Linked DNA regions of Homo sapiens: region 1 is linked to region 2. A link is an interaction called in ENCODE POLR2A ChIA-PET data of the cell type or tissue named here. Cell type or tissue: K562. All regions are shown on one strand. Links, peaks and the distances in the headings refer to the core of each region. The heading gives the core; the rest is flanking DNA. Region 1 has its middle 16 kb from the start of NBPF1. Region 2 holds the start of TRG-CCC4-1 (tRNA-Gly (CCC) 4-1).

What was found. ChIA-PET counts read pairs that join two places held together with the same protein. Peaks named below come from ENCODE experiments on the same cell type or tissue, not always from the same donor. Only the 100,000 strongest peaks of a DNase experiment are listed, where the experiment ranks them.
Region 1: POLR2A ChIA-PET joins it to region 2 with 7 read pairs; 6 of 35 experiments call an interaction of 5 or more read pairs at or near these places.

What each region holds. Positions count from the first base shown.
Region 1 is chr1:16,620,953-16,637,948 of GRCh38, reverse strand. It overlaps the pseudogene CROCCP2. Among named protein-coding and RNA genes, the nearest start is that of NBPF1, 16 kb to the right of the region's middle. RefSeq lists enhancers at 886-1,386, 13,608-14,118 and a silencer at 12,858-12,927. In K562, for the core only: no CTCF peak of the experiment used is centred there; DNase peaks (open chromatin) are centred at 6,050, 6,528, 7,118, 7,585 and 1 weaker place.
Region 2 is chr1:16,678,306-16,691,968 of GRCh38, reverse strand. It overlaps TRG-CCC4-1 (tRNA-Gly (CCC) 4-1), which reads left to right and starts at 13,628; the gene lies at 13,628-13,663. It also overlaps the pseudogene EIF1AXP1 and the pseudogene ESPNP. In K562, for the core only: no CTCF peak of the experiment used is centred there; no DNase peak of the experiment used is centred there.

The DNA.
Region 1 (16,996 bases), core at 4,941-8,940, 56 kb after region 2:
ATCTCTAACATAAGTCATTATTCTGTTTTTACAGATGAAGGAATTAAGACTTAGAGAGGGCTACTTTTTTTTTTTTTTTTTTTTTTTGAGACGGAGTCTTGCTCTGTCACCCAGACTAGAGTGCAGTGGTGCGATCATGGCTCACTGCAACCTCCGCCTCCCAGGTTCAAGCAATTCTCCTGCCTCCGCCTCCCAAGTAGCTGGTATTACAGGCACATGCCACCACGCCCAGCTACTTTTTGTATTTTTAGTAGAGTCGCAATTTCACCATGTTGGCCAGGCTGGTCTTGAACTACTGACCTCATGATCTGCCCGCCTCAGCCTCCCAAAGTGCTGGGATTACAGGCGTGAGCCACCGCACCCGGCCACATACTTTTTTTTTTTTTTTTTTTTTGAGACAGAGTCTTACTCTTGTTGCCCGGGCTGAAGTACAATGACACGATCTCGGCTTACTACAACCTCTGCCCCACCAAGGTTCAAGCGATTCTCCTGCCTCTGCCTCCCGAGTAGCGGGGATTATACGAATGTGCCACCACGCCCAGCTAATTTTTGTGTTTTTAGTAGGGATGGGGTTTCACCATGTGGCCAGGCTCGTCCCGAACTCCTGACCTCAGGTGATCTGCCCGCCTCGGCCTCCCAAAGTGCTGGGATTACAGGCACGGGCCACCACACCCAGTCTGGACTGGTTATACTTTTGAGTTTAGTGGAGAATTCAGCCTTCTGACCTCCTGCATGCCAGAGTCTAGGACTAGGCACAGCCTTTTTTCTGGAGTCTAGGCAGCCCCCCTGTGAGCTCAGGGGAATGGATGGGATTTAGTGTCATCTGGCTGATATCAAGGACTTACTTTTAGTTAGTAATCTTTTCTTTTCTTTATGGCTCACTGCAGCCTTGGCCTCCTGGTCTGAAGCAATCCTCCTACCTCAGGTCCTGTGCAGTTGGGACCACGGGTCCATGCCACCAGGCTTGCTGATTTTTTTATTTCTCGTAGAGTCGAGTTCTCACTTTGTTGCCCAGACGGGTCTAGAATTCCTGTGCCCCAGTGATCCTCCTGCCTTGGCCTCCCAAGGTGCTGGGATTACAGGCATGAGAAACTGCACCTGGTTTAATAATCTTTTCTTAATATCATCAAATAGCCAGCGTCTAAATTTTCCATATGTCTCATAAATGCCACAGATAGGCCAGGTGCAGTGGCTCACACCTATAATCCCAATACTTCGGGAGGCCAAGGCGGGCAGATCATCTGAGGTCTGGAGTTCGGGACCAGCCTGGCCAACATGGTGAAACCCCCATCTCTACTAAAAATACAAAAATTATCCAGGTGTGGTGACACATGCCTGTAATCCCAGCTACTGGGGAGGCTGAGGCACCAGACTCGCTTGAACCCAGGAGGCGGAGGTTTCAGTGAGTCGAGATCACACCACTGCACTCCAGCCTGGGTGACAGAGTGAAACTCTGTCTCAAAATAAATAAATAAATAAAAAGTCACAGATAGTCTTGCTTTAGTTTTTTCTTTACAATTTGTTTGAATCCGGATCCATAGACATTCACAAAGTGCGAATGGTTGCTTTGTTTTGTTTGTTTGTTTGGTTGTTTGTTTGTTTGTTTGTTTGAGATGGAGTCTCGCTTTGTTGCCCAGGCTGGAGTGCAGTGGCAGGATCTTGGCTCACTACAACCTCTGCCTCCTGGGTTCAGCAATTCTATGGCTTCAGCCTCTTGAGTAGCTGGGATTACAGGAGTGCGCCACCACGCCCAGCTAACTTTTGTATTTTTAGTAGACATGGGAGCTTCACCATGTTGGCCAGGCTGGTCTTGACCTCAGGTGATCCACCTACCTTGGTCTCCCAAAGTGCTGGGATTACAAGAGTGAGCCACCGTGCCCGGCCCATGCTTTGTCTTTGAAGTCCTTTTTAACTTATTTGTTCAGGAAACTGGGCTAGTTGTCCTTGGAGATTCTCATGGTCTGGATTTTGCTGGTTGCATCCTTATGGTGTCAATTAACATATTTCTTTATCCCATGTATTTCCTGTAAATTGGATGTTGGATGTAAAGCTAGGTCAGATTCAGGCTCTTCTGCTTGCTTTTTCGTTTGATCAAGACTCCATAAGTAGAATGTGTTCTTCCATCAGGATGTCCCTATGCCAGCTGTCTCTCTTTTCAAGATCCAACCCACTCATTAGAGGCTGCAAAACTGTGAGCTTCTCATTTAGTCACTCCTGTGTATATTAATTAGAATTCTATAATGAGGCACTTTCCCTCCTTACTATTGGATAACCAGTGGTACAGGTCATTCAGGAAAGGAAAGGAAAGGATTTAACCTGTATTATGGACTTAAAATACTTTTTTTTTGAGCCAGTCTCTCTCTGTCGCCCAGGCTGGAGTGCAGTGGCACAATCACAACTCATGTTAGGCTTGACCTCCCAGGCTCAAGTGATCCTCCCACCTCAGCCTCCCAAATAGCTGGGACTATAAGTGTTCACCACTATACCCAGCTAATTTTTTTTTTTTTTTTTGAGACAGGGTCTTGCTATGTCTCAAGAAATGGGCCACCACGCCTGGCCTTAAAATACATTTTAATTTTTTAAAATACAAATAATTTTTAATGTATTTTAAGGCCAGGCGTCATGGCTCATGCCTGTAATCCCAGCACTTTGGGAGGCTGAGGCGGGTGGATCACCTGAGGTCAGGAGTTCAAGACCAACCTGGCCAGCATGGTGAATCCCCGTCTCTTCTAAAAATACAAAAATTAGCTGGGTGTTGTGACGTACATCTGTAATTCCAGTTACTCGGGAGGCTGAGGCAGGAGAATCGCTTGAACCGGAGAGGCGGACGTTGCAGTGAGCCGAGGTCAAACCAGTGCACTCCAGCCTGGGCAACAGAGCGAGACTCCATCTGAAAAAGAAACAAAAAGAAAAAAAAATTTTGTAAGTAGCCTTTCAAATTTTTATATTTTACTTTTGATGAAGTCACCTATTCACATTTCAAAAGGGTACACAGTAAAATGGCTCCCTCCCACCTCTGACCCCAGATATTCCCATTCCTTCCTTGGAGGCAAGCAGCATCATCAGCTTCTTTTTCTTTTTATATATACAATTATTTTCTTTCTTTTTTTTTTTTTTTGGCCACCAAGTTACCGTAAGAAGCATTGTCAGTTTCTTTTTCTTTTTTCTTTTTTTTTTTTTTGAGATGGAGTCTCGCTGTGCTGCGAGTCTCCAGGCTGGAGTGCAGTGGCACGATCTTGGCTCACTGCAACCTCTGCCTCCCGGGTTCAAGTGATTCTCCCACCTCCGCCTCCCAAGTAGCTGGGATTACAGGAATGAGCCACCACACCTGGCTAATTTTTGTATTTTTAATAGAGGCGGGATTTCGCCATATTGGCCAGGCTGGTCTTGAACTCCTGACCTCAGGTGACCCTCCCGCCTCGGTCTCCCACAGTGCTGGGATTACAGGCATGAGCCACCGTGCCTGGCCTATCAGTTTCTTAAGTGACCTTCCAGGGTTATTTTATATGAGCAAATGAGATCACACACGCGCACACACACACACACACACACACACACACACACACACTTTTTTGTATATACGCCTGGTAAAATTTCATCTTCACAGTTCTTGAAGATGCTTTTTTCACCTACTAGTTATAACTGGGAGGTGGCTCTGGATCAGGCCAGGAAGAACTTCTCCACTGGTTTTTCTTGGCCACAGTTCTCCACTTAAAGGATGTACCATCATGTACTTAGTAGCAGTCCCCTTTTGATAGACATTTAGGTTGTCACCAGGATATCTTACATGAGCAATGCTGCAGTGAACCTCCTTGTCCACAAGCCATCTCCTCTGTGCTGGGGTATATCTGTAGGATCCATTCTTAGAGGAGGAGCCGGTGGGGAAGGTCCTATGCCTGCATAGTTTTCGAAGATCTCCCTCAGTGCCCTCCATTGTGATTGTACTCACCCTCCCACCAGCTGTGTAGGGGAAGGCCTGTTGCCCCAGAGCCTCTCTTTGTGTATTATGTGTCCCTTTTTTTTTTTCCCAATCTGATAGTGGACAAATGGCATCCCAGTGTAGGGTTGTTGTTTTTTTCTTCTTCCTCTTTAGTTTTTGAGATGGAGTCTCACTATGTTTCCCATGCTGGCCTCAAATTCCTGGGCTCAAGCAATCCTGCCTCAGCTTCCCGCATAGCTGGGACTGCAGGTGCATGCCACCGCACCCAGCCCAGTGTAGTTTTATTTATTTTTTATTTATTTATTTTTTTGAGACGCAGTCTGGCTGTGTCGCCCAGACTGGAGTGCAGTGGCATGATCTCAGCTTACTGCAACCTCCTCCTCCTAGGTTCAAGCAATTCTCCTGCCTCAGCCTCCCAAGTAGCTGGGAATACAGGAGTGCACCACCACACCTGGCTAATTTTTTGTATTTTTGGTAGAGATGGGGTTTCACCATGTTGGCCAGGCTGGTCTCGAACTCCTGACCTCAGGTGATCTGCCCGCCTCGGCCTCCCAAAGTGCTGGGATTATAGGTGTGGGCCGCCATACCCAGCCCCAGACTAGTTTTAATTTGTAGTTGGGAGTGAGCCCCATCCCATCCCCATCCTGTGTTCTCTTCCCAAGGGACCCGCTGCAGCTGGGAGGGGAGCTGTCCAGGAGGCCGGCCTGGGAATGAGCACAGGCCTGCGGCTGGCAGAGAGCCGGGTCGAGCCAGCCCTGGAGAAGCAGGCCCAGCTGGAGGAGCAGCTGCGGGACAAGGTGCTCCACGAGAAGGACCTGTCCCAGCAGCAGATGCAAAGCGACCTGGACAAGGCTGACCTCAGTGCCAGGAGGGTCCCTGGTGGGTGCTGCATGAGGCAGGCGTCACTGCAGAAGGTAAAACTGGAGAGTTGGGGAGAAGGGAGCATCTGTTCACTAGGAGCAGGGCCTTCCTCTGTGAGCTCAGCCAGCCTTCCCAGGCACCCCACTGAGGTTCCGAAGGCAGTTGCCCAGTGTTTATCATAAACAGCTTAGCCTCCTATGACAGAACTTGTGGCCGGGTGCTGTGGCTCACACCTGTAATCCCAGCACTTTGGGAGGCCAAGGTGGGAGATTACCTGAGGTCAGGAGCTCAAGACCAGCCTGCCCAATAGGCGAAACCCTGTCTCTACTAAAAATACAAAACTTAGTCGGGTGTGGTGGTGTGTGCCTCTAATCCCAGCTACGAGGGAGGCTGAGACAGGAGAATCGCTTGAACCCAGGATGTGGAGGTTGCAGTGAGCCAAGATCACATCACTGTATTCCGGCCTGGACGACACAGCGAAACTCTGTCTCAAAAGAAAACCACAAAAAAACAACTTGTGCCCCTTACTCCTGCCACCTGGGTAAGTCCTCCAGTGCTTTCCCATGAGATAAAGCTGGTGGGAACCTCATTCCCATTTCACAGATGAGAAGTGTGAGGTCTGGAGAGGAGCCACAACTTGTTTAAGGTCACACAGCCAGGGAGGTGGATGTTAGGGTCCCTGCCTCGGGTTTGGAGAAGCATGGTGGACACAGAGCTAGTGGATTTGAGAGGCTGGGGTGGTCCCGTATTCACCTCTGTTGCTCCCCCAACTCCAGAGTGACAGAGCTGGGCCTGGCAGTGAAGCGTCTACAGAAGCAGAATCTGGAGAAGGATCAGGTCGACAAGGACCTCACCGAGAAGCTTGAGGCCCTGGTGAGCTTCAGCTGCCCCTGAGATGGGGCAGGGTGGGATGGGGTACCGGCCAGATCCATGGACACAGGCTTAGGGCTGGGCTGCCTGGGCCACCCCCAGCATCCCACTCACACTCAGGTTCAGCCCACACAGGTGTGCAGGCTTTGTGGGAAGCACACTCACTTCCTCCATCCCATTTCTCCCTCCCAGCAGCCCTGTAGAGTAATCCTAATGACACGGATGGGAAACTGAGGCCCAAGAGGGGAAATGCTTGTCCAGTCTCAGAGCCAGTAAGCAGGAGAGTTGGGACTTGAACTCCCATCCACGCTCTCCAGGTCCAGATGCTGCCTTTGGAATCCCAACTGTCCACCCCCACCAGTGGGACACTCACTCCCCCAGGGTCCAGCCTGGTTTAGTCACCCCTCTGTGTGGGGCCTGGCCTGGGTTCTAGGTCCAGCTCTCCTGCAATCGACTGTGTGACCTGGGGCAGAACCCAGCTCTTCTCTGGGCCTGGTCTGTTCATTGAGGGCCTCGGGCCTGCTGTGGGGTCTACCAGGTGGCTGGCCTATGGACATGGCTTCAGAGGCCACCTGATCAGTGGTGGGCCAGGGAGGGAGGGAAAGGGGAGGTTTCAGGTAAGACAGAACCCCGACCACTCTTTGTCTCCCTCACCGCACTCCAGGAATCCCTGCGGCTACAGGAGCAGGCGGCCCTGGAGACAGAGGATGGAGAGGGGCTACAGCGGAGCCTAAGGGACCTGGCACAGGTGTGAGCCCAGAAAGGCGGGAAGACAGGGCCCTGCCAGGCGGTCCTGGGCTCCCCCGCCTCGCCTTTCGGTGGCTTCGGATTGAACTGCAGATGGGTGGGGCCCTGGGACCCAGGCTGTAGCTGCTCAGCACCCCTGCTAGCTCACCCGGCCTCTGCCCTGGGGAGCCCCCAGTCTCAGAGGGGAGGCACGGCCCTCTCGGAGCCCACCTGTGAGCAATGCCAAATGATGTCTTCGCAATAAATGGGATGCCTCAGCGGCGAGCTGAGGACTGAGCTAGTGGAGGAGGTGAAATCAGAAGGCTTCTTGTAAGCGGGAGCATTTGGGATGAGGCGGCCCCCAGCCTCCCCTGGTCGTTTTTGCCAGCTAACCCCGAAGTTCCTAACTCTGCGGCCTCCTGCTTCCCTCCCTTACCCTCAGGCCGTCCTGTCTGACGCTGAGAGCGGCAGCCTGCGTCCAACAGCGTCCGACCGCAGCCTGCGGGGGCTCTCGGGCCAGCGGACCCCGTCTCCACCGCGGCGCTCCTCGCCGGGCCGAGGCCGTTCGCCCCGCAGAGGCCCCTCCCCGGCCTGCTCAGAAGACTCCACGCTCGCTTGCCCTGATTCTCTCCGCCCTGCACTTTTGCCAGCTGAAGGTCCAGGTAGGAAGGGGCTTGAGTTTTCTGGGCGCAGCCAGAGGCCCAGGGGGAGGGGCTCGCGCCCTCCAGGTGGGGGTGGGGGCGTGTCTGGGGGAGGAGTCTGAGCGCCCTGGGGTGCAGCCAGAGCCCTGAGAAATAGTGTCTGAGGGTGTCAGGACCCCCAAGGAGGTGGTCGAGGGCTCTGCGCTGAAGCCAGCCCAGAAGTGGGGGTGCTTGGGCAGCTGGGGGTGGGTGCTTGGGCAGCCGGTGGAGGGAGGAGGCTGCGACAGTGTTAGGGTCCTGGTAGAGAGGGAGACAGGTCCCTGGTCATACAGAGCCAGGACCCTGGGAAAAGGTCTAGCAAGGGAAATCACAGCCTAGGATGAGAGCTTGGGAACTAGGGGCAGAGCCAGGGTAGGGAGGAGTGTGAGAGTGGAACCAGGATGCAAGGGGGAGGAGCCTGGGAGCCCTGGGGGTGGGATCAGAACCCAGGAGACGAGTGTGCCTGGGAGTTTGTCTGGCATCCCGGGGGCTTTGATAGGAGTTGTCCGGGACCCCAGGGAGATGAGGGTTCAGAGGGTGGTGAGGGCACATAGGAGGGGAGTGGAAGCCTGGCTCTCAGGCCTAGGCCCCTATCCTGCCCCAGGGCAGGTCCAGGCCCTGGACCCCGCCTAGCGTAGGCTAGTGTGTATCCCTGGAACCAGAAGAGAGTAGGTGGGCTCTGGAGGCCTCAAAGGACCCCCGCTAGACTCTGTGATCCCCACGCCCCAGAACATGCGTGGGCGCTATGAGGCAAGCCAGGACCTGCTGGGCACCCTGCGGAAGCAGCTTAGCGACAGCGAGAGTGAGCGGCGGGCCCTAGAGGAACACCTGCGTGGCGCCGTCGGTCTTGTCCCGCAGGCACTGGCCAACATGGCGAAACCCCATCTCTACTAAAAATTTAAAAAATTGCCCAGGCACAGTGGCTAACGCCTGTAATCCCAGCACTTTGGGAGGCCGAGGCGTGCAGATCACTTGAGGTCAGGAATTTGAGACCAGCCTGGCCAACATGGTGAAACCCCACTTCTAAATAAAAATGCAAAAATTAGCTGGGCGTGGTGATAGGCGCTTGTAATCCCAGCTACTCGGGAGGCTGAGGCAGGAGAATCGCTTGAACTCTGGAGGTGGAGATTGCAGCAAGCTGTGTGGAGTGCAGTGAGATTGTGTCACTGCACTCCAGCCTAGGCAAGAGTGAGACTGTGTGTAAAAACAAAAAAATTGCTGGACGCGGTGGCCCACGCCTGTAATCCCAACACTTTGGGAGGCCGAGGCGGGTGGATCACGAGGTCAGGAGATTGAGACCAACCTGGCTAACACGGTGAAACCCCATCTGTACTAAAAATATAAAAAATTAGCCGGGCATCGTGGCGAGTGCCTGTAGTTCCGGCTACTCGGGAGGCTGAGGCAGGAGAATGGCATGAACTCGGGAGGCAGAGGTTGCAGTGAGCCGAGATGGCACCACTGCACTCCAGCCTGCGTGACAAAGCGAGACTCCGTCTCAAAAAAAAAAAAAAAAATTAGCCAGGCGTGGTGGCGGGCGCCTGTATTCCCAGATACTCGGGAGGCTGAGGCAAGAGAATGGCGTGAACCCAGAAGGCGGAGCTTGCAGTGAGGAGAGATCGTGCCACTGCACTCCAGCCTGGGCAACAGAGCGAGACTCCATCTCAAAAAAAAAAAAAAAAAAAAATCACGTCTTGAAGTTTTTTGCACCTACCACCAGTGGGGAAAGTGGCAGCTCACAGCAAGTCTTTGGGGTCCTAGTTGTTCCCTTCTCCTCCCTCCCCTGCCGTGGCCACCATGTGCCTGTGTAGCAGGAAGCTGTGGGATCTGCAGACTCAGCTCTATCAGGCTTCCCAGAATTGAGGGGCATGGGGTGTTCTAGGGGACATTTCCTGGTCACATGGCCTAGCAGAACTGGTGGCACAATTGCCTGTGTGTCCCAGGAGCCTAGCCTGGCCTCTTCTACGTGGTAGAGTGCTTAGAGATCACGCCAGCACCTCCATCCACTCTAAGTGGGCGGGCTGGGGAGAAGGAAAGCCAGGTTCTTCTGCTGGAGTGTGTGAGTGAAATGAGTCTGCTATGGGCAGGGTCAGGGAAGGCTTCCTGGAGGCAGGTGCCTTGGAAGACGGGAGGATGTAGCTCATGGCTAGAGGAGCAGCCAGCCACCTTCCCTGGAGAGAGCAGCCCCAGCATCCCCTCTGCTCCCGCTCCCCTTGTCCTGAAGGGAGAAGAGCAACCTGGTCCACAGCCTGCAGGTGGCCCAGCAGCAGGCCGAGGAGCTGCCGCAGGAGCGGGAGAAGCTGCAGGTTGCCCAGGAGGAGCTGCAGCGCCAGCGGGACCGGCTGGAGGAAGAGCAGGAAGAGGCGGTGCAGAATGGCGCACGGGTTCGCCGGGAGCTTGAGCGCAGGTTAGCAGCATCTCACCTCCCTGCCAGGACCCTTCAAATGTGCCTCGGGTCCCCTGACAGTGCCCCCATGGGGTTAGGTGACACCCACTGGGTCCTGGGCCTCCTACCGTCTGGACCCCTCTGATGTCGGGTTTTCTAACCAGACCCATTTCAGGAAACTGGGGCTCAGGGAGGTATAGTCACTTACCTGGAGTCAGAGAACTAGTTAAAAGGTAGAACTTGGATGATAATAACAAGAATAATTAAAATAACACTAGTAATATTAGTAGTAGTATTTTAAAAATTTAGTTAGAAGAATAATAATATCCTTACTAATTTCACTAAGTGCCAGATACCATTTTAAGCAATTCAGTTCTCTCATTTAACTCCATGATAACTCTGTGACATAGAAGCTGTTATCTCCATTTTGTGGATGGTAAACTGAGGCACAGAGAAGCCATGTCACTTGCCCCAGGTCACACAGTTAGCAGAAGAGCCAGGATTTGAACCCAGACATTCTGCCTTCAGAGTTAACCTCTTCACCACTGCGCTGCTTACCTCTCAGGGACGTGATCGCTGATGATGTTTAGTAGACTGTGGTGGAGCATGTTATTCTTGTTTCTGAAGGTCCTTGGGGAGATGTGTCAGGCACTATTTTAAGCACATGTGAAGTTTGTATCCTTAAAACAGGCTGGGCACGGTGGCTCACGCCTGTAATCCCAGCACTTTGGGAGGCCGAGGCAGGCGAATCGCCTGAGGTCAGGAGTTCAAGACCAGCCTGACCAACATGGGGAAACCCCGTCTCTACTAAAACTACAAAAATTAGTCAGGTGTGGTGGTGAGCACCTGTAATCCCAGCTACTAGGGAGGCTGAGGCAGGAGAATTGCTTGAACCTGGGAGGCAGAGGTTGCAGTCAGCCAGGATCGCACCACTGTACTCCAGACTGGGCGACAGAGCAAGACTCTGTCTCAAAAAAACAAACAATGTCACGAGGCAAGTGTTACCTCATTTTGCAGATGTGAAAACGGAGGCCCAGGGTCATGGAGCTAAGCGGTAGTGGGCTTGGTTGCCCTGTGGCTCAGGCTGTTTCTCTCCAAACTCGTGCCTCAGGCCTGGTCCCCGGCCCAGCATCTTGCTGGCTACAGGAGGTTCGGGCAGGAAAGTGACATGGGCCACCCACCCACCCTTTGTCCCACAGCCATAGACAACTAGAGCAGCTGGAAGGGAAGCGCTCAGTCCTGGCCAAGGAGCTGGTGGAGGTGAGGGAGGCGCTGAGCCGCGCCACGCTGCAACGGGACATGCTGCAGGCCGAGAAGACCGAGGTGGCCGAGGCGCTGACCAAGGTGGGTCCCTGTCTGCTGCACAACCACAAACCTACCTCTGACCCCCAGCCCCAAGCCTTGTCACTCTGGCACAGACTGGTCCCAGTGTCAGGCAGACCTCTGAGCCTGGTCACAGACTGACCCCTTCCTTCTGGATACAGGCTGATCTTTGTCACAGGCCACAGACCTCTGGACCTCTGGTCCCAGCCATAAGTGGACTGACCTCTCTTTATGGCCGTATCCCTGCTGTTCTGGATGCTCCTGGGGGCAGTGCCTATAGCTCAGGGTCATCCTGAGATTCAGCTCCTGGAGTCTGAGAGTTGTGGCCACAGCGCAGAGGGTCCTTGGCGGGGGGGCCTGCGCTGTCCGCTGCAGCCTGGGCTCTGAGCAGTGCTATCCCTAGACCTTACTCAGGGGATCCTCTGAACTCTGGCCCTGCCCTGCAGCTTGAGCTATTTTTGCACAGCTTTGCGGTGCATGGCTTTTAAATGGCTCCATAAGCAGCAGGCTTTCTGCGGTGATTTTTTTTTCCATCTCACGCCGTATCCCCTCCTTGTCTCCCCTCCCCTGTCTCCGAGGGTCCATCTCTCTGGGTCTCTTCTTGTCTCTCCTCACCTCCTCCCGACCTTTCTGCCCTTCCTCATCTCTTGGGGCCTGACCCTGCAGGGTGAGGCTGGCCGCATGGAGCTCGAGCTCTCCGTGACCAAGCTGAGGGCAGAGGAGGCCTCCCTGCAGGACTCCCTGTCCAAGCTGAGCGCCCTCAACGAGAGCCTTGCTCAGGACAAGTTGGATCTGAACTGCCTTGTCACCCAGGTACACTGTGCACCTGCGGGCCCACCTACCTTGCCCACCCGTCCTCCCCACTCAGTGAGGCACCCTGGGCCCGGCCCTGCACCTGTCTTGGCCCCTGCCTCCCTTTCTGTCTCTGGTTCTCTGTCTATCTCCGTCTGTCTGTCTGTCCTCTCTAGGAGTCAAAGCACCGACGCTCCATGGGCCCTCCTCATCTCCCCCTCCCCAGTGTCCCACACACCCAAGGGCACTGTCCCTCATTCCCTGGGAGCCTCCCCTGGGCTATCGTGGCTGGTGGGTGGGTGGAGGAGGCGTCCTGGTCCTGGGAGGGACGCCCTGCTCATGAGGCCCCACTCCTTTCCGGCCCACAGCTGGAGGAAGAAAAGGCCATGCTGCAGGGCCGGCAGCGGCAGGCGGAGCAGGAGGCCACAGTGGCGCCGGCAGAGCAGGAGTGGCTGGAGGAGCTGTGGTTGGAGCAGGAGGTGGCACGGCAGGGCCTGGAGGGCTCCCTATGAGTGGCGGAGCAGGCCCAGGAGGCGCTGGAGCAACAGCTCCCCACACTGCACCATGAGCTCAGTTGGCTGCAGGAGCAGCTAGCACAGGTAGGCCAAACTGTGTGTGGGGTGGTCTGGAGAGCATGTGGGGCAGGCCAGGCTCGCAGCCTCCTGCATCCAGTCCTGGGTTAAGTCACAGGCACTGGAGCCTGCTTCTGGGTTAAATCCAGTCCCACTTCTCCTAGCTGGGGACCTTGGACAAGCTGCCCAACCTCCCATACCTCAGTTGCCCCATTTATAACATGGGGCTAGCCGGGTGCAGTGGCTCACGCCTATAATCCCAGCAGTTGGGGAAGCCGAGGCGGGTGGATCACCTGAGGTCCGGAGATCAAGACCATCCTGGCTAACACGGTGAAACCCTATCTCTACAAAAAATTAGCTGGGTGTGGTGGCACGCGCCTGTAGTCCCAGCTACTCAGGAGGCTGAGGCAGGAGAATCGCTTGAACCCAGGAGGCAGAGGTTGCAGTGAGCCAAGATCGTGCCACTGCACTGCAGCCTGGGCAACAGAGCAAGACTCCGTCTCAATAATAATAATAATAATGATACAGATTAATAATAGGTGGAGACTTTTTAGAATTGGAATCTTAGACTTTTGGGAACTTCACATCTCGAAGAGACCTTAATGTTTCAGGGATCCAGGGACCTTCATGCAAGGTCCATCCTGGAGGGCCTGGGTTTCTGGGAGGTGCCTCTAGAGGATGGGGTAGGGAGTGCAGGAAGCAGGGTGCAAGTCTCCACCTTGAGGCCTGCTGAGCAGCTGCATTTGGGTCTGGTTTATATATTCAGCTTCTCTGCTTAGAGTAATACAAGGGTTCTGTTACTTCCAAAGCTGAGTGAGGACCCTCATTTTTCTTTTCTTTTTTTTTTTTTTTTTTTTTTTTTTTGACAGTCTTGCTCTGTTGCCCAGGCTGGAGTGCAGTGGCACGATCTGGGCTCACTGCAACCTCTGCCTCCGGGGTTTAAGCTGTTCGCCTGCCTCAGCGTCCCAAGTAGCAGGGACTACAGGCGTGCACCACCATGCCCGGCTAATTTTTGTATTTTTAGTAGAGACAGGGTTTCACCACGTTGGCCAGGCTGGTCTTGAACTCTTGACCTCAAGTGATCCACCTGCCAAAGTGCTGGGATTATAGGCGTGAGCCACCGTGTCCGGCCGGGCCCTGGTTTTTGTACACACGTGCATTGCAGATCTAGAGAAGGTCATGACTTGCCCAAGTACATATAGCACATCAGGGCAGACCCTGGGCTCGAACCCAGGCCTTCTGCCAGGACTGGGTTAGGCCCAGAGTTGGGGTACTGCACGATGAACAAGCTGGGGGATGCTGGGAGTGCTACTCAGTCTCTGGGTGGGAGCCAGCTCTCCTGGCAGCTGAGCAGGCGGGAGCAGGAGCTGGAGCAGGCCCGGTGGGAGGCCCAGTGACAGGTGGAGACGCTGGGGCAAGTGGCCCGGGAGAAGGAGGCGCTAGCCAAGGAGCACGCTGGCCTGGCTGTGCAGCTGGCGGCCTGCGGAGCGTGAAGGCAGGACCGTGTCAGAGGAGGCCACACACCTGCAGTAAGGCCTTGGGCTCTGCCCAACCCGCCCTGGGCGGTCCTCCTGGGGCCACGCCATGAACAGCCTCACCCAGGCACGGGCCCCCAGGGGCAGTTACTAAGGAGTCTGGCTTGCCAACTCGTCCTAGCTGTGGGCTCAGGCTTCCCCAGGGAGTGTGGGCCTGGCCAGGCAGGTAGATTGGCACTTGGCCCATGCCTGGCCACTCCCTGAGATCCACAGTTTCCTGGGGCCAGGGAGGCTGAGTCCCAGGGCCTCACGCACTGTATGTGCTGCAGCTTGGAGAAGGAAGCCCTGGAGGGCAGCCTGTTTGAGGTGCAATGGCAGCTGGCCCAGCTTGAGGCCCGCCGGGAGCAGCTGGAAGCCGAGGGGCAGGCCCTGCTGCTGGCCAAGGAGACCCTGACTGGTACGAGTGGCTGGGGACTTGGGGGGAACACCAGGTTCCAGCCCAGACTGCAACCTCCCAATGTCTGTAGTCTCACAGAAGTTGGGAGCACTGGAGTAGGAGTCTGGCTGGCCTGGGTTCCAGTCCTGTGCCACCACTTAGATCTCACCTTCCCTTGAGCAAGCCCCTTTCCTCTCTGGGCTGCAGATTCCTCAGCTGATGATTGGAGGTGGCAATGCCCACCTTCTAAGCCTGTTGCCAGGATGACATGGGAAAAGCGTGTAAGGCCGTGGCACGGTGCCTGGCTGAGTCAACAGTAACTGCTGTTCATCGGTCATCAGGCCTGTTAGTCTGAGTTCTCTGTGGTTTTCAGATGACTCTCTTGGCCCCAGAATCCGAGCCCCACTTCCCTGCACCGTTCCCCATCGAATCTCTGAACTCAGGGCTTCTTTCTGCTCATCTAACATTAACTAAGCACCTACTTGGGTCATGGAAATTAATTTTCCTGTCCATGTACACCTGAGCCAGACAGAACCAGGAAGGGAAATGCTGGTGGGTTTCCAACCCGGGAGATGGTTTTTAGATGATGGCTATACCATTTCCATTCCCTGTAGTCGTTTCCATTAATGCTGATAGTTAATGCTTGACAGGTATGTTCATGTCAGTCATTAAAGGAGATGCTTTATGTGTAGCTGTGCAGCTGTGGGAAGTTGCTGCTGATCTCCTCTGATCCTCCATTTCATCATCTGTTAAACGGGGATGAGGATAAACTACATAGGCATGTTATGAAGACAAAATGAGGTTATGTCTAAAATACTTAGCTGGGTGCTTGACGCATAGTAAGTGCTGAGTCAGTAATAGGGTTTTTGTTTGTTTGTTTGTTTTTGTTTGTTTGTTTTGAGATGGAGTTTCACTCTTGTTGCCCAGGCTGGAGTGCAATGGCGCGATTTTGGCTCACCTCAACCTCCGCCTCCCAGGTTCAAGCGATTCTCCTGCCTCAGCCTTCCAAGTAGCTGGGATTACAGGCACGCGCCACCATGCCTGGCTAATTTTGTATTTTTAGTAGAGACGGGGTTTCACCATGTTGGTCAAGCTGGTCTCGAACTCTCGACCTCAGGTGATCTGCCCACTTCGGCCTCCCAAAGTGCTGGGATTACAGGCATGAGCCACCGCGCCCAGCCTGTTTGATTTTTTGAGACAGAGTCTCACTCTTGTCGCCCAGGTTGGAGTGCAGTGGTGCGATCTGAGCTCACTGCAACTTCTGCCTCTTGGGTTCAAGCGATTCTCCTGCCTCAGCCTCCCAAGTAGCTAGGACTACATACGTCCGCCACCATGCCCAGCTAATTGTTGTATTTTTAGTAGAGACAGGGTTTCACCGTGTTGGCCAGGCTGGTCTTGAACTCCTTACCTAAGGTGATCCACCTGCCCCAGCTTCCCAAAGTGCTGGGATTACAGGAGTGAGCCATGGCACCTGGCCTAGGGTTGTTATATGTTTGACATCCGTCCCATTTGGGAGGCCTTCTCATCAGTCATTTTATGCCTTTAATGCCATTCTAGGTAGGCAGGAAAGGGGTCAGGGCCAGTGGGCCCATGTAGCAGATAGGGAAACTGAGGCCCAGAGAGGACAAGCCACTTCTTCAAGAGGACCCAAACTGGATGCCAGGCAGGCCCTCTGCCTCTGGGATTTTGCCCATATGGCTCAACTGGCCTAAGTCTGCTGGCCCAAGGAAAAATTTCAACCCAACCCTGCCCTTTCCCCCATTCCTCTCGTGCAGGGGAGTTGGCGGGCCTGCGGCAGCAAATAATAGCTACGCAGGAGAAAGCCAGTCTAGACAAGGAGCTGATGGCCCAGAAGCTGGTGCAGGCTGAGCGGGAGGCCCAGGCCTCTCTGCGGGAGCAGTGGGCAGCCCAGGAGGAGGACTTACAGTGACTCCAGCGTGAAAAGGTTCAGGCAGCTGGGGAGGGGTGGGCAGAAGTCTGAGCCAGTGTTTCATCATCGTTCTTGCTCTGCCTCGGTCTGTACATCTGTGAAATGGGACTCCCTCTCTGTTGTGGAGGCCCTGGGGACAGCTGGGAGGACTGGAGGGGTGGTGGGGAGGTTGTGGTCCTTATTAGACATTCAGATACCCAGGTCCCAAATCTGGTCCAGCCCTGGTAATCCTGATGCAGAGGGTCCACAACCACATTTGGGAAATGTTGACCTAATGCACAGCAGGAAAGCACTTTCATTTGCTAAGAAGTTTCCATATGAAGGGCCACGCAGACCTGAGCATGTAGAAAGGCAAGGGGCCAGGGAAGTTACTAGAACACTGACTCTGGGGTTATATTGCCTGGGTTTGAATCTAATCTTGGTCGCTTACTGGTGATGCTACCCAAGGTGTCTGTGCCTTCATTTCCCCACCTGTAGAAATAGGGATAGGATAGTGGAAGGTATTGAGGATGAGCTGAGACCATCTGCATAGAGGGCTTAACATAGTGACTGGTACTTAGCAAATGCTCCATGAGTTATGATTGCTGGCACTGGCATGCTCTCCAGAGTGGCCCTCAGAACAGGGGCCCTCAGCCACCAAATCCTAGACAGGGCTTCCTCTGACAGAGGTGCAGGCTATGACTACATGGCTCCAGGGCATGCCACTCACCCTGCAGTCCCCATGGCCTTGGGTGGTGGTTATCACGCTTCTCCATCAGGGGGCGGTAAAGCTCTTTCCGAAAGTGCTGGGATTCCAGGCATGAGCTATGGTGAAGCTCTTAAAGAAGGGGTGGCTTGGCCGGGCGTGCTGACTCATGCCTGTAATCCCAGCACTTTGGGAGGCTGAGGTGGGCGGATCACGAGGTCAGGAGATCGAGACCATCCTAGCTAACACAGTGAAACCCTATCTCTCCTAAAATCACAAAAAATTAGCTGGGCATGGTGGCACGCGCCTGTAGTCCCAGATAC
Region 2 (13,663 bases), core at 2,867-6,866:
CCTCCCTGGGGCAGTGTGGCCTGCTCTCTGGTTTTCCACTGGAGTTCACAGCTACCTCCTTGGCTGAGGTCAAGGGAGCCACGTGTGCAGTGTTCTGTGTGAAGTGTGCGGTGTACAGACCCTTTCTCCTCTGTAATATTCAGGAAATAAAACTGTTTGCTGTAAACTGCCTATGTTGGACACCACACCTGCCCCTGATGTCATTGCAGCCCCACGATTGTAGAGCACGTATCCACTCTGTTGGGAAGAGGGCAACCATGGGCTGAAGGTCCTTCTCAGGGGAGCCAGGGGCAGCCTGAATCTCCCTGAGCCAAGAGGCTGGGTGGGGGCCCGCATCTGCGTCTGCCCAGAGATCTTGGACCTGTGGCCATTGGCCACCTGCCCCTGTGGGGAATCAGGCTCAGGACCTCTGGGTCCCGGCTACTTTTTCTCTGCTTCTGTCCCACTCAGCTCTGATCTCTCTGGTGCCTCCTGTAGGACACAAGGGTCTGGGTTACTAGGAGAAAGGAGGCCAGCTCTGAGGGGGTGTGACCAGGCACCTCCATCCACTTGTCCCACAGAAATGCATCCAAAGGGTCACTTCCTGTGACCCTGACTCCTTCAGGTCCCCAGGTTGAGGGTGCCCCCTATCTCCCAGCCCCTGCAGGCTCTGAAGCTTTGTGGTTGTGTTTCAGGAGGAGGAGGAGGCCCGGCTGGCCAGCATGCCCGCCTGGAGGTGGGACCTCCTGCGGAAGAAGCTGGAAGAAGAGAGGTGAGCCGGCGGTCAGGCAGAGGCTGGCCTGGCAGCGGGTCTTGACTGCGCCCCTGAGGTGGAGGTACCAAGTGACACTGTTTCTCCTTCTAGGAAGCAGAAGCGGTGAGTGCAGGGCTGGCCCCAGCCTGCCACCCTTACCCCCACCCAAGTCGCAGAGGGTCGTCCCTTCATCCAGGCCAACTTGAGTGCATCCTCCTGTCTCTTGGCCCTTGTAGCACAGCCTCCTTCCTCCCTATAATATCCCAGACGGCTGACCCCCAGAATCTCTCTCTCATGCTCTGATAACTTTGTTCCCGGTTACTCAGTCCCTGCCTCCTATTAACCTGGCCTTTTCTACCCTTCAGTTAACCTAACCCCAGTATCAATCACCTTGATTGTCTGGCCCTCAGAATGTACTTTCTGCCCCTAGTCATCTCACCCAGCCCAGTGCTGTCCAATAGAAATGTAATGAGAGCCACAGATGTAATTTAAAATTTTCTAGTAGCCACAGTGAAAATGTAGAAGGATATAGGTGAGCTTAATTTTAGTAGTGTTACTTGACACAAAATATCAAAAATATTATTTCGACACATAATCAATTATGAAAATTACTAATGAGATGTTTTATACTCCTCCTGTAAAAGTAAGTCTTTGGCCAGGCATGGTGGCTTACACATGTAATCCCAGCACTTTGAGAGGCCAAGGCAGGGGGACCACTTGAGTCCAGAAGTTTGAGACCAGCCTGGGCAATGCAGTGAGACCTCATTCTGAAAAAAAAAAAAAATTTTTTTTTTCTTTTTTTGAGATGGGGTTTCACTCTTGTCACCCAGTCTGGAGTGCAGTGGCGATCTGGGCTCATGCAACCTCTGCCTCCTGGGTTCAAGTGATTCTCCTGCCTCAGCCTCCCAAGTAGCTGGGATTACAAGCATGTGCCACCGCACCCAGCTAATTTTGTATTTTTAGTAGAGATGGGTTTCACCATGTTGGCCAAACTGGTCTCAAACTCCTGACCTGAAGTGATCCACCCGCCTCGGCCTCCCAAAGTTGTGGGATTATAGGCATGAGCCATCAAGCCTGGCCTTTTTTTTTTTTTTTTTGAGACAGAGTTTTGCTCTTGTTGCCCAGGCTGGAGTGCAATGGCACAATCTTGGCTCACTGCAACCTCTACCTCCTGGGTTCAAGTGATTCTCCTGCCTCAGCCTCCCAGGTAGTTGGGATTACAGGCGCCTGCCACCACGCCTGGCTAATTTTTGTATTTTTAGTAGAGGCCGGGTTTTGCCATGTTGGTCATGCTGGTCTCGAACTCCTGACCTCAGGTGATCCACCCGCCTCAGCCTCCCAAAGTGCTGGGATTACAGGCATGAGCCTTCACACCAGGCCTACGAAAAAAAATTTTTTTTAATTAGCTGCACGGGGCTGCACACAGTGGATCATACCTGTAATCCCAGCACTTTGGGAGGCTGAAGCGCGTAGATCACCTGAGGTCAGGAGTTCAAGACCAGCCTGGCCAACATGGTGAAACCCCGTCTCTACTAAAAATATAAAAATTAGGTGGGTGTGATGGCACATGCCTGTAATCCCAGCTACTCGGGAGGCTGAGGCAGGAGAATCACTTGAATCTGGGAAGCGGAGGTTGCAGTTAGCCGGGATCACGCCATTTTGTACTCCAGCCTGGGCAACAGAGTGAGACTCCATTTCAAAAAAAAAAAAATTAGCTGGGTGGGCCGGGCTCAGTGGCTCACGCCTGTAATCCCAGCACTTTGGGAGGCTGAGGCAGAATGATCACCTGAGGTCAGGAGTTCAAGACCAGCCTGACCAACATGGTGAAACCCCGTCTCTACTAAAAATACAAAAATTAGCTGGGCATGGTGGCACGCTCCTATAATCCCAGCTACTCAGAAGGCTGAGGCAGGAAAATCGCTTGAACCTGGGAGGCAGAGGTTGCAGTGAGCCGAGATCGTGCCACTGCACTCCAGCCTGGGTGACAGAGCGAGACTCCGTCTCGATTAAAAAAAAAAAAATTAGCTGGGTGTAGTGGCACACACCTGTGGTTCCAGCTACTTGGGAGGCTGAGGTGGGAGGATTACGTGAGCCCAGGAGGTCGTGGCTGCAGTGAGCCATGATCTCACCACTGCGCTCCACCCCGGCAACAGAGCGAGACCCTGTCTCAAATAATAATAATAATAATAATAATAATAATAATAATAATAATAAAACTTAGTCTTGAGATCTTATTGCTCTTATTGCCTGACTAAGGAGGTTCTGGGTAGGGAGTTCATTTTAGATCTGCTTTTTTTGTTTGTTTTTGTTCTCATCAAAAACTACCTTTGCAATCTCATGTTTCTCTTGGGCCCTCTTTAATGGCCTAACTTCTTCAAAGCATGATTTTCTTTTAGTTCCTCAAGGTGGCTTTGGAGAAAAGTCTGGCAACTGTGGAGACCCAGAACCCATCTTTGCCTTGAGAATGCAGAGCTGAAAGAGCAGAAATGTCTGAGGGATGGGAGATTGAGGAAGACAAGGAGAAGGGCAAGGTGGTGGTTGAGACTGTGGTTGCCAAAGAGGGTCTGAGTGAGAGTAGTCTTCAGGCTGAGTTCAGAAAGCTCCAGGGAAAACTGAAGAATGCCCACAATATCATCAACCTCCTCAAGAACAACTTGTGCTGAGTAGCAAAGAAGGGAATAGTAAACTTACTCCAGAGCTCCTTGTGCATCTGACCAGCACCATCGACAGAATAAACACAGAACTGGTTGGTTCTCCTGGGAAGCACCAACACCAAGAGGAGGGGAATGTGACTGTGAGGCCTTGCCCCAGACCCCAGAGCCTTGACCTTGGGGCTACCTTCACAGTGGATGCCCACCAAGTCAATGTAGGCTTAGATGGAATGAAAAACCACTGGAGAAGGGCTCGAGATGACAGTGTTTACTTTAAAACGTTCTCCCATGTGAATCAAGAGGTACCAAGAGAAAGGTCTCTTTGTACCACAAACAACAGTAATAATATTCAGCCTACATTCAGCCTTTAGAAAGCCTTTTACAATATAAATATTTCTTGAGTACTTAATTTTTCAGATAACACACTAGGCATTGGCATGGGGCAATAAAACCAATGGCTGCCCTTGAGATACTTAATATGGTAAGGAAAGATGGCACATAAACAGGTAATTTTAATAGGAGGGGGTAACTGCTGTAACATAGGGATGCATCAGGTTATGAGGCAGCCCAGACAAGTAGTATGTAATGACATCCCTTCCTTATCAATGCCATTTTTTTTTTTTTTTTTGGTCACAGCTCATCACAGGTGTCTGTTCCTGGACCTCAGATGGGTTATTGGGATCCTGTTTAGGGGAGGAGCCATGCTGAAGATTCAGTAAAATGGGGAATACAGGGGATTCTGAGAGAATCGATGGCACAGAATGTGAGGGGAGATGAGTGGAGGGTTCCACCCCTTCTCTTTTTGACCACTGAGAAAACGTTTCCTAAGAGCTCCTCTGTAGACTTGATTGGCGCTGTGCTGTGTGCTGTGGATACAGATATGAAGAAAACATTATCCCAGCACTCCAGGAGCTCCATCTGGAAAGCAAGTCACTGCCAAATGGCATGAGAAGTGCTGTGACAGACTTGAGTAAAGTCCACGGGGTTCACAACGGGCCGTGGTCATCACTGCATGGGGGTGGCCTCGGACTGTCCTGATCCTTGTCTTGGCCCCTTTCACAGTTGGAGAACCAGTCCCAGCCTTGTGACACTGGGCCCAATCAGCGTTTAGCCCACCAGGGTCCACCCAGCACCTGCGCTCCCAGCTGTCACAATGCAAACAACGCTATCAAGATCTCCAGGAGAAGCTGCTGCTATCAGAAGCCACTGTCTTTGCTCAGGCGAACGAGCTGGAGAAATACAGAGTTATACTTAGTAGGTAACTATGACTTACTAGTAAAGAACTAGCCTGTACGTCTTATAAGCTCTGTATGTTCTATACAGACATAACGTGGTTATTGAGCACATGAAGTGTGGCTAGTGCAACTTGGACATTTGGTTTTATTTAATTTTAGTTAATTTAGTATAAAGTGGCCATATGTGGCTACTAACTACCTTATTGGACAGTGCAGGTCTAGGTGTCTTGGGACTCTAAATTAGTTCAGCTCCATTCAACATTTATTGAACCCCTGCTGATAAAGCACTTGCCAGCTTCAATGGGGCTGCTAGAGATGAGAGTACACAATCCCTGACTTACAGATACCTTGTCCCAACTAAGGCCTAGGTTATCTGAAGGGGAGATTATCAATGGCAAATGCAGGCTCCTCCTGTGGAAAGAAATTCTGCTTCCTGGAGCTGGTGGTCTCTTCTCCCACCAGTTCAAAGAAGCTTCTCTCGCACTGTGGATCTGCCCTCCCTGCCCCACAAGGTTAGGGTATGTGCCATTGAGGCTGAGGGCATATGTGGGAAATTCAGACATTCTGTAACACCTGCTGTCTCTTCCCACGCAGGTGAACCCTTGCTGAAGCAGGACAGTAAACAGGTCCAGGTGGACCTCCAGGACCTGGGCTATGAGACTTGTGGCCAAAGCAAGAATGAGGCTGAACAGGAGGAAACCACCAGTCCCGGTAAGAGCACAGGGTGTGGGGCTCACCTTCCCTCCCTGGAGTCAGCTATCACATTTGGGTGCTGTTGGCCAATTCCACACCTGACAAGTAGTGGGGAAGAGGAGGACAGGAGGTTAATAGGAGAACTCTTACCCAAAATGAGGCTGCGTATAAGTTTGAATTTCTACAATTAGTTTGTGGCACACTGCTAATAATAATAATAATAATAATAATAATAATAATAATATAAAGTTCTAGCCAACTGATTATTATAGAAATACTAAGGCCTACTTAGAGACCACATGAGGTTTTGGAAACATGCAAACCGTAAGTTAAAAATAATTTTGTTTTGCATTATAAAAGGACTACAACCATAGGGCCACCCACCACATTGAAAACCAGAAGAGCATTTTGCTGCCGCCGAGCGTGGACGCAGGCGGATCTCCGAAGAGCTGGGTCGCCAGCCTCTCCCGCGCACGTTGCCTGGCCTCCAGCACCTACTTGGTCCCGCGCGCTCCCTCGTGTCGCCCCTCGGAGCAGCAGCCGCCGCGGTCGCCGCTACCCGGAAAGAAGTCAGAGACGCCGCGAGGTCGCCGCCACCGCCATGCCCAAGAATAAAGGTAAAGGAGGTAAAAATAGACGCAGGGGTAAGAATGAGAATGAATCTGAAAAAAGAGAACTGGTATTCAAAGAGGATGGTCAGGAGTATGCTCAGGTAATCAAAATGTTGGGAAATGGACGGCTAGAAGCAATGTGTTTCGATGGTGTAAAGAGGTTATGTCACATCAGAGGAAAATTGAGAAAAAAGGTTTGGATAAATACCTCGGACATTATTTTGGTTGGTCTCCGAGACTACCAGGATAACAAAGCTGATGTAATTTTAAAATACAATGCAGACGAAGCTAGAAGTCTGCAGGCATACGGCGAGCTTCCAGAGCATGCTAAAATCAATGAAACTGATACATTTGGTCCTGGAGATGATGATGAAATTCAGTTTGATGACATTGGAGATGATGATGAAGATATTGATGACATCTAAATTGAACTCAACATTTTACATTCCATCTTTTCTGAAGATTGTCCTACAATTTGGATTTTGATCATGACAAAGAAGATTAAAATTTCATTAGCATGAATGCAATTTGTTAAAGCAGACTGATTTGTTTCTAAGATATTTTTGGTTTTTTTAAAACTGATAATAATGCTGAATTATCTTAAGTGAGATGTTAAGCCCACTTTGTTCTTTTAATGTAATGGAGCTTATGGGTAGAAGACCATGTCTACTAATTACAAAAAAAAAAAAAAAAAAAACCATGCATTGCTGCTTTTCCTACCACTTCCAGTAAGAAAATGGGTGTTTTGAAGAAATCATTTGCCTTGTCCTCACGGAATCTGATTAAGCCCTGGCCTCTTGATTGTATAGAGTCATTGTGTATATTCCAGTTACCTAGATATTCCCTTGAGATTTTGATACAATTTGAGGGAGGCAGAAGTCTGCATTTGAAGAAAAAAAATAAGTCTGTTTGTCATATTTAAGTAGCCTGTGGCTATTTTTATACTGATTTTGATATCATGTTCTTTTCATAGTCGTATTTTGCCACCGTAAACATAAAAAAAAAAAAAAAAGATTTCCAAAATGCCGTTTTCAGAACCTGGGTTTTAATAGCAGTATTGAATTTGTAAGCTTAGTAGTTGCAGAAATTGAACACTAGGTGGCACTCAGTTATCTTAACAGGGGAAGTACTGATATAATTGTTGACTTTTCTTTTACTATGTGTAAGAAATACCCCAAACATGAAAAGATTGTTTTGATCATATGCATGTATGTAGAATATTTTTGCAGAGCAGAAAGATTATGTTAGAAGTGTGATTTTTATTTTCAGAAGTCATATACATGTAAGCTACAATTTTGAGTGCTTTATAAACACTTAAGATATATATATAAATTTTAATTTCATAGCAACTTGTAAAAAATAAAATACTTGTTGAAAAGCCTTTTTCAACATATCCCTAAGCTAAGGGAAGAGGAAGGAATAACAACTCAGTGAAAAGATGGTCTCCAATTTCTGAATGAAAAAGCTACAGCTGAGAAATAAAATAAAATGTCATGCTGCAGAATATGTTATACCCTTATTTTGTGTTAAGGATATATTTTATTATGCGAATGGTTTTGTTTTTGTTTTTTGTTTTTGTTTTTTGCTTGTATTGGGAATTAGCTTTACTGGTAACTTCCTTATTTAGTTTTTAGTGGTCAACTCTAATAAAATGAAACTAGGGCTGAGCTAGTTAGCCCTCACTAGCCAAACTGAAACTGTATGCAACATTAAAAGAAGAGATCCATCATGTAGCTTGTGACACTTTTATTTTATTAGTCACCGGGGAACTTTTCAGTGATGAAAATACACAGGGTAATAAACCTTCACATGGCTTCAAAAGGAAAACAAGCAAATCTTCTCTAATCTACTCTTACTATAATTTCCTAAGTGTACACCAAACTCTGGATTTAAAAATCTGAAGTACTATAGAACATTAAGTTGAAGAATGGAAATTAAGAGTACATATTCATGGTTTATATTTCTTACTCTATGGAGTTCGTGAACACATCTAGGTGGAATGCATCTGAGACTAAGGGCTGGTTTTTAATCCTCATAAGAAACCAGCCTTGAAGAATTAACAATTCTCTTCATTGGTATTCTAAACCTCCTAAGATATTTAGGCTTCTGTACATAAAAGTGTTTTTGCTAAATTTACAGTATATATAGATCCTTTCATATTATTTTACTAAGAATGTTTGAACTTTGCATATTTGACATAGTTCCTGGTAGGAATAGCACAGCTCAAACATTAGTTTTTCTACTTACCTCCTCTAACACGTGGTTTGTCTGGAGAGTTTCTAAAAATTCAGCTATAACCCCAGTTCATGTATTTACTGGTGATTGTTCTTGCTGAGGTAGTAACAGCCCAATCTTGGGCTGTTAAATCCTAGGAAATCTCGAATCATAGTGATTAAAATAGTTGGGGTAAAGTTGTAGCTTATATGCAATACTACTTGGAGGAATTCTTTTACTAATTTGTATTTAATGTGGAAATTGTATAGTTTCATTGATTTAATCATAAATAATGGAAATGGTCTTCAAGAAGTTTTATTTCATTTTTTTGCTTATACACTCTGATTCCTATAATACAGTGCTATAAGCTATGCACAGAAAATAAAATGTTTGAAATCCAAGAATAATGGTTCTTACTGCTAAGAGGGAGTAATAGTTATTACTAATGATTTTGATTGGGTTGCATTTTTGTTGCAATGTTTATTCCACTTGCAGTTAGAATATGAATATGTTTTATCACTAATGTGGCTAAATAACCAAACATTTGTGTAAAAAAAAAAAAAAAAGCCAAGATTTCATTGTTTGTTGAATATTTCTTAAGCATCTAGCCCCTAAAGAGACTGCTTCTTACCAAGCCTGTAAACTATGCATGATGGAAATTCTTGTATTTTATTTAGGAATGGCTGTTGGTTTACTTACCACATCTGTGGAATCATGGCTATAAATGTTTGCTTACAAACTAAAAAAAAAAAAAAAGAAAACCAGAAGAGAAGAAAAACACAGTCTCTCTCATTCTTGAGGAAGTGTAGTGTGGCAGTTAAGAGAAAAGATCCTGGGGCCAGACTTGTTGCTTCAAATCCCAATTTGTAAACTTTCCTATGCCCCAGTTTCTTCATATGTTAAAATAGTAATAAAGGAACTACCTACCCCATCAGATACTAATGTGAATTAAATGAGTAAATTCTTATAAAATGCTTTAGAACAGTGTCTGGCATCAGGTAAAATGCTGTGGATTAGTTCTCATTCTGACTACCACTGCCCCAATACACTGATGTTAACATGCTGATATATTTATTCGAAGTCTTATTTTCCTATGCCTATTTTTCACACAGTGGTAACCCAATAAACTTTTAAATTATAGTAAACTTTAGAGAGCATTAAACTTGCAGCATGCAGAAATAGCTTGTCCTGCGTTCTTGTGGCTATCCTAACTAGATAAGGCCATGTTAATGGCTTGAGAAACATCAGTGTGTGTGGAATGAACACAGGACGTTGGAGGATTTGAATTCAGGCTCTGCCATGTGCTAGTTTGAGTGATCTAGAACAAGCTGGTTTACCACCTCTCTTTAAGTTTTGGTTTCCCCAGTCAGTAAAATAGAAAGTGGTGAAACCTAACTTGTGGGTATAAGGAGGATAAGAAATACTGTATTTGAATGCCTAGTACAGTGTCAGGGTTGAATAAAGTACGACTTCACCTTATTCCCTAGTAATTATTGTCCTCATGACCAAACCTGCCTCCTCTCAAAGGCAGTGGCCACAACAGCACATCCAACTTTTATTTAGGAAGACATCTTTGTCTTTTTTCAGAGCATGAGGAGCACAGCAGCCGCAAGGAAATGGTCCTGGTGGAGGGGCTGTGCTCTGAGCAGGGGCGCCGGGGCTGAACGCTGGCTAGTTCCTCTGAGAGGAAGCCCTTGGAGAATGAACTAGGGAGGCAGGAAGAGTTCTGGGTATATGGAAAGTCAGAAAACATCTGGGTCCTATGAAAGGACATCAAAGATCTGAAGGCCCAGCTGCAGAATGCCAACAAGGTCATTCAAAACCTCAAGAACCGGGTCCAGTCCCTCTTGGTTACAAGTGATTATTCATCTAGTCTGGAAAGACCCTGGAAGCTGAGAGCTCCTGACACCCTGGAGGGGTCTTCACCTCATAGTGTCACTGATGAGGATGAGTTGTGGCTGTCTGATGGCACTGGGGCTTTCTACTCTCCAGGACTTCAGGCCAAAAAGGACCTGAAGAGTCTCCTCCAGAGAGTATCCCAGCTGGAGGCCCAGCTCCCAAAAAATTTATCTAGGGACATATAATTAACATATATATAACAGTTGAAGAACAGTGGCATGGTAAATTTTTGTTTTGTTTTGTTTTGATACAGAGTCTCACTCTGTCACCCAGGCTGGAGTGCAGTGGTGCCATCTCGGCTCACTGCAACCTCTACCTCCCAGGTTCAAGCAATTCTCCTCCCTCAGCCTCCCAAGTAGCTGGGATTACAGGCATGTGCCACCATGCCCAGCTAATTTTTGTGTGTGTTTTTAGTAGAGGAGGGGTTTCACCATATTGGCCAGGCTTGTCACGAACTCTTGACCTATGATCTGCCTGCCTCAGCCTCCCAAAGTGCTGGGATTACAGGCATGAGCCACCACGCCCGGCCCATACTAAAATTTTTAGTGCGATACTTTATCAGGGTAGAATTTGCTGTTAAATGCCTCCTATGGCTTATGTGCCAGAATTCAGTTTGGGGGAGTTCCTTAGAGATGTTCTCATAGAAATCTCTACAGAAGCCCCCATAACTTATCATCCACCCTTTCCTCTTCTGTCCTGCATTAGGAAATATGATTCCCTGATTCAGGATCAGGCCCGGGAACTGTCTTACCTACGGCAAAAAATACGAGAAGGGAGAGGTGTTTGTTATCTTCTCACCCAGCATGCAAAAGATACAGTAAAATCTTTTGAGGATCTCCTAAGGAGCAATGACATTGACTACTACCTGGGACAGAGCTTCCGGGAGCAACTGGCCCGGGGAAGCCAGCTGACAGAGAGGCTCACCAGCACACTCAGCACCAGTAAGTTGGCCACAGGGCTTTGGATACTCTCAGTCACCCCACAGTTCCAGCCCCTGGTGGCCACCACATCTCCACTGCAACTTTTTAACGTAGGGTCCTGTTTCTATTTCATTTCCTGGGGCTAATATAGGATCAAGACTGCTCAATGGGGAGCATGGAGAGGAACACACAGGGCTGGAGATGCCATGGTTACAACTCTAGAAACTTCACCACTCATGGAATGTGACCTGTGGGGCAGGGGAGACATCTCTCTGGTGCTAAGAGGGAGTAGGGGACATGACATGGAAGGGCCTTGTTATAGGAGGAAGAGCCGTGAGCTAAGAATTGCAAGACATCGAGGCGCTGAGGCCAAAGGGTCCGTGAGGAAACAGGCGCAGCTCACGCCCCTCGGCCTACGGGAGGGAGGGCAAGGAGGGTTCTACGGTTCCTGGGAGGACGAGAAGAGCCAAGAGCCCCGACGGCCGGCGCCGGGGAAAAGGCCCCGAGGCGGGGTCCGCATCCCTGGAAGGGCGGCGTCCACCCTCCTGAGAGGCACGGGGCGCCCAGGGCTCGGAGGCTCAAAGCCCGCCGGCTCCTGCAGCTTCTGGGAGCCGAAGAGTGTCAGCCGGGAGGATCCCGCACACGGCGCTTAGTTCTGGAACTGCATACCCAGGGGAGGATGCGGGAGCCCGAAGCCCGGGTATGTGTCCCCGAAGCCCGGGTGTGGGTCCCCATGGTTTTCGTGTTGGGGGTGGGCGCGGAACGCTAAGCCTGGGCCTATTGGGAGCCATAGTCTTCTTGATGGCTGGTGCTTATTGGGCTTTTTTCAGTCGAATTTCGAAATGCAGTTGAATTTCTTACTTTGGAAACGATAATAGAAATGGCTGATCTAAGATTTTCATGATGATATTTTGCCTTTTTTGGTGCATATGCAGTTTCTGTGGTGTAGTGGTTATCATGTTCGCCTCACACGAGAAAAGTCCCTGATTCGAGACTGGGTGGGAACGTCGTGGTTTGTTTTTTTTTTTGTTTGTTTGTTTGTTTTTTTGGTCCCTAAATTTTGTGAGTTTAATCGAGGTTGGGAAACAAACAGAAAAGTATTTGAACCTGTGGCTACATTTTAGACCTCCTCAATCTAGACAGATTGTTGACCAGGTACAATTTCCACTGGTCTGCCAGCAAGAGGCCTGCTTAATATTAGCTTTGGTTCCAGAAATTCCTTAAGATTCTCTTTATTCTCTTCTGTCGCCTGAATTTTCACAGGCTGACACTGAAAGTGGATGACATCTTAGCGCATTTCCTAAGGGTCCCGCTTGGTTTGGCTTTACTCTGGTAAGTTGCAGATCTGGCTGATTTGCAAGACAACAAAAACAAAATATTTTTTAAAAAGGTTCTAAATCTGCATCTGGAAGTCATAGAGTCCATATTCCTAAATCACATGAATTATGTATATACATTTGCATGCATACCCCTTCCTCAAATAATCCTCAGAAAACCGGTTAAGTTTTAGCATCTGTGACTCAGATGCATATGAGGCCTTGGTAGATTTAGAAGTTGAGAGTAGAAAGTACAGGTTTGTATTTTAGAAGGAGATTTGGGAATAAATGTAGCTTTGGTTGATATAGATCATATGTTAAGGTTTGTTGGCCAGAGCTGGTGTGTGTCTTGGGTGTTGGGCAAAGAACAGAGAACAGCCAAAGCTCTGCGAGGTCAATGTGAAGGATGATTTCCTTGGTGGGCTCAAGTTTATGACTCAGCCTGGACCTAGCTTGGCTTCTCAGCTTGAGAAGAAGCATGATTCCATGTCACAGCTCCTGTCTTTGAAAAAGTCATAATGACTCCCAGACCCAACATGTGGAGAAAACTCTGGATTTGTCTCTTCAGTTGAATGTCTCCATTGAAAATTGAGGAAAGAAATCTCTCTAATATTTGAACTTCATCAAAAGACTAATATGTTAATATTTGACCGTCAATATTTCCTTAAACTAGTCTACTGCTTACATAGCTAACACATCAAAGCATATTAACTTAGGAAATGGGATTCTCCCAAACAATGAAACATTGACGGCAAGCGTTCTTCATCTTTTCACATCACATTTCCTTCAAATGCTTTATACATCTTCAAGCAGACAAATAATAGTATTATAATGATTACGAGACCGATCATTACTCTTTTGCCAAAAAAAACCAACGACAAAAGACTAACTTAGTGGACCAACCTTTGTTTCTTCATTATCTCTACCGTGGTTCTGTCCTTTTATTTCGTCTTTCTTCTAATTCTGCTTCTGCTTCTTATTTCCTCCCTGGATTTGAACTTTACTTACCTAAACTACCAGTTAGGTTACCTTCTCAGAACCTCTAAGGCAGCAGTTTGAGGTTGATGATGGAAGATTTAGGATTAGAAAAAAGAAACATGAATGAATTTCTGATGTTTTATTATAGGGGTTTGTAATGCAGGTAGAAAGACCTTTTTCAGAGTTAAGAGTTTGATCCGACAAATGAGCTATTTTGATATTTATAACGTTGTCTAATAAAAGTTTCCTATAAAAACACATTTGGTTTGGATGTCTTTGTTAGCTTTTAGTCGACACTTGAAAAAACCGCTTAGAACAGTTTCTAAATCTTTGTGGTTACTCTTTTCTGTTATCCTCCAGGGGGTAGTTCCAGAGAGGCGTTGGTGGTTTAGTGGTAGAATTCTCGCCTCCCA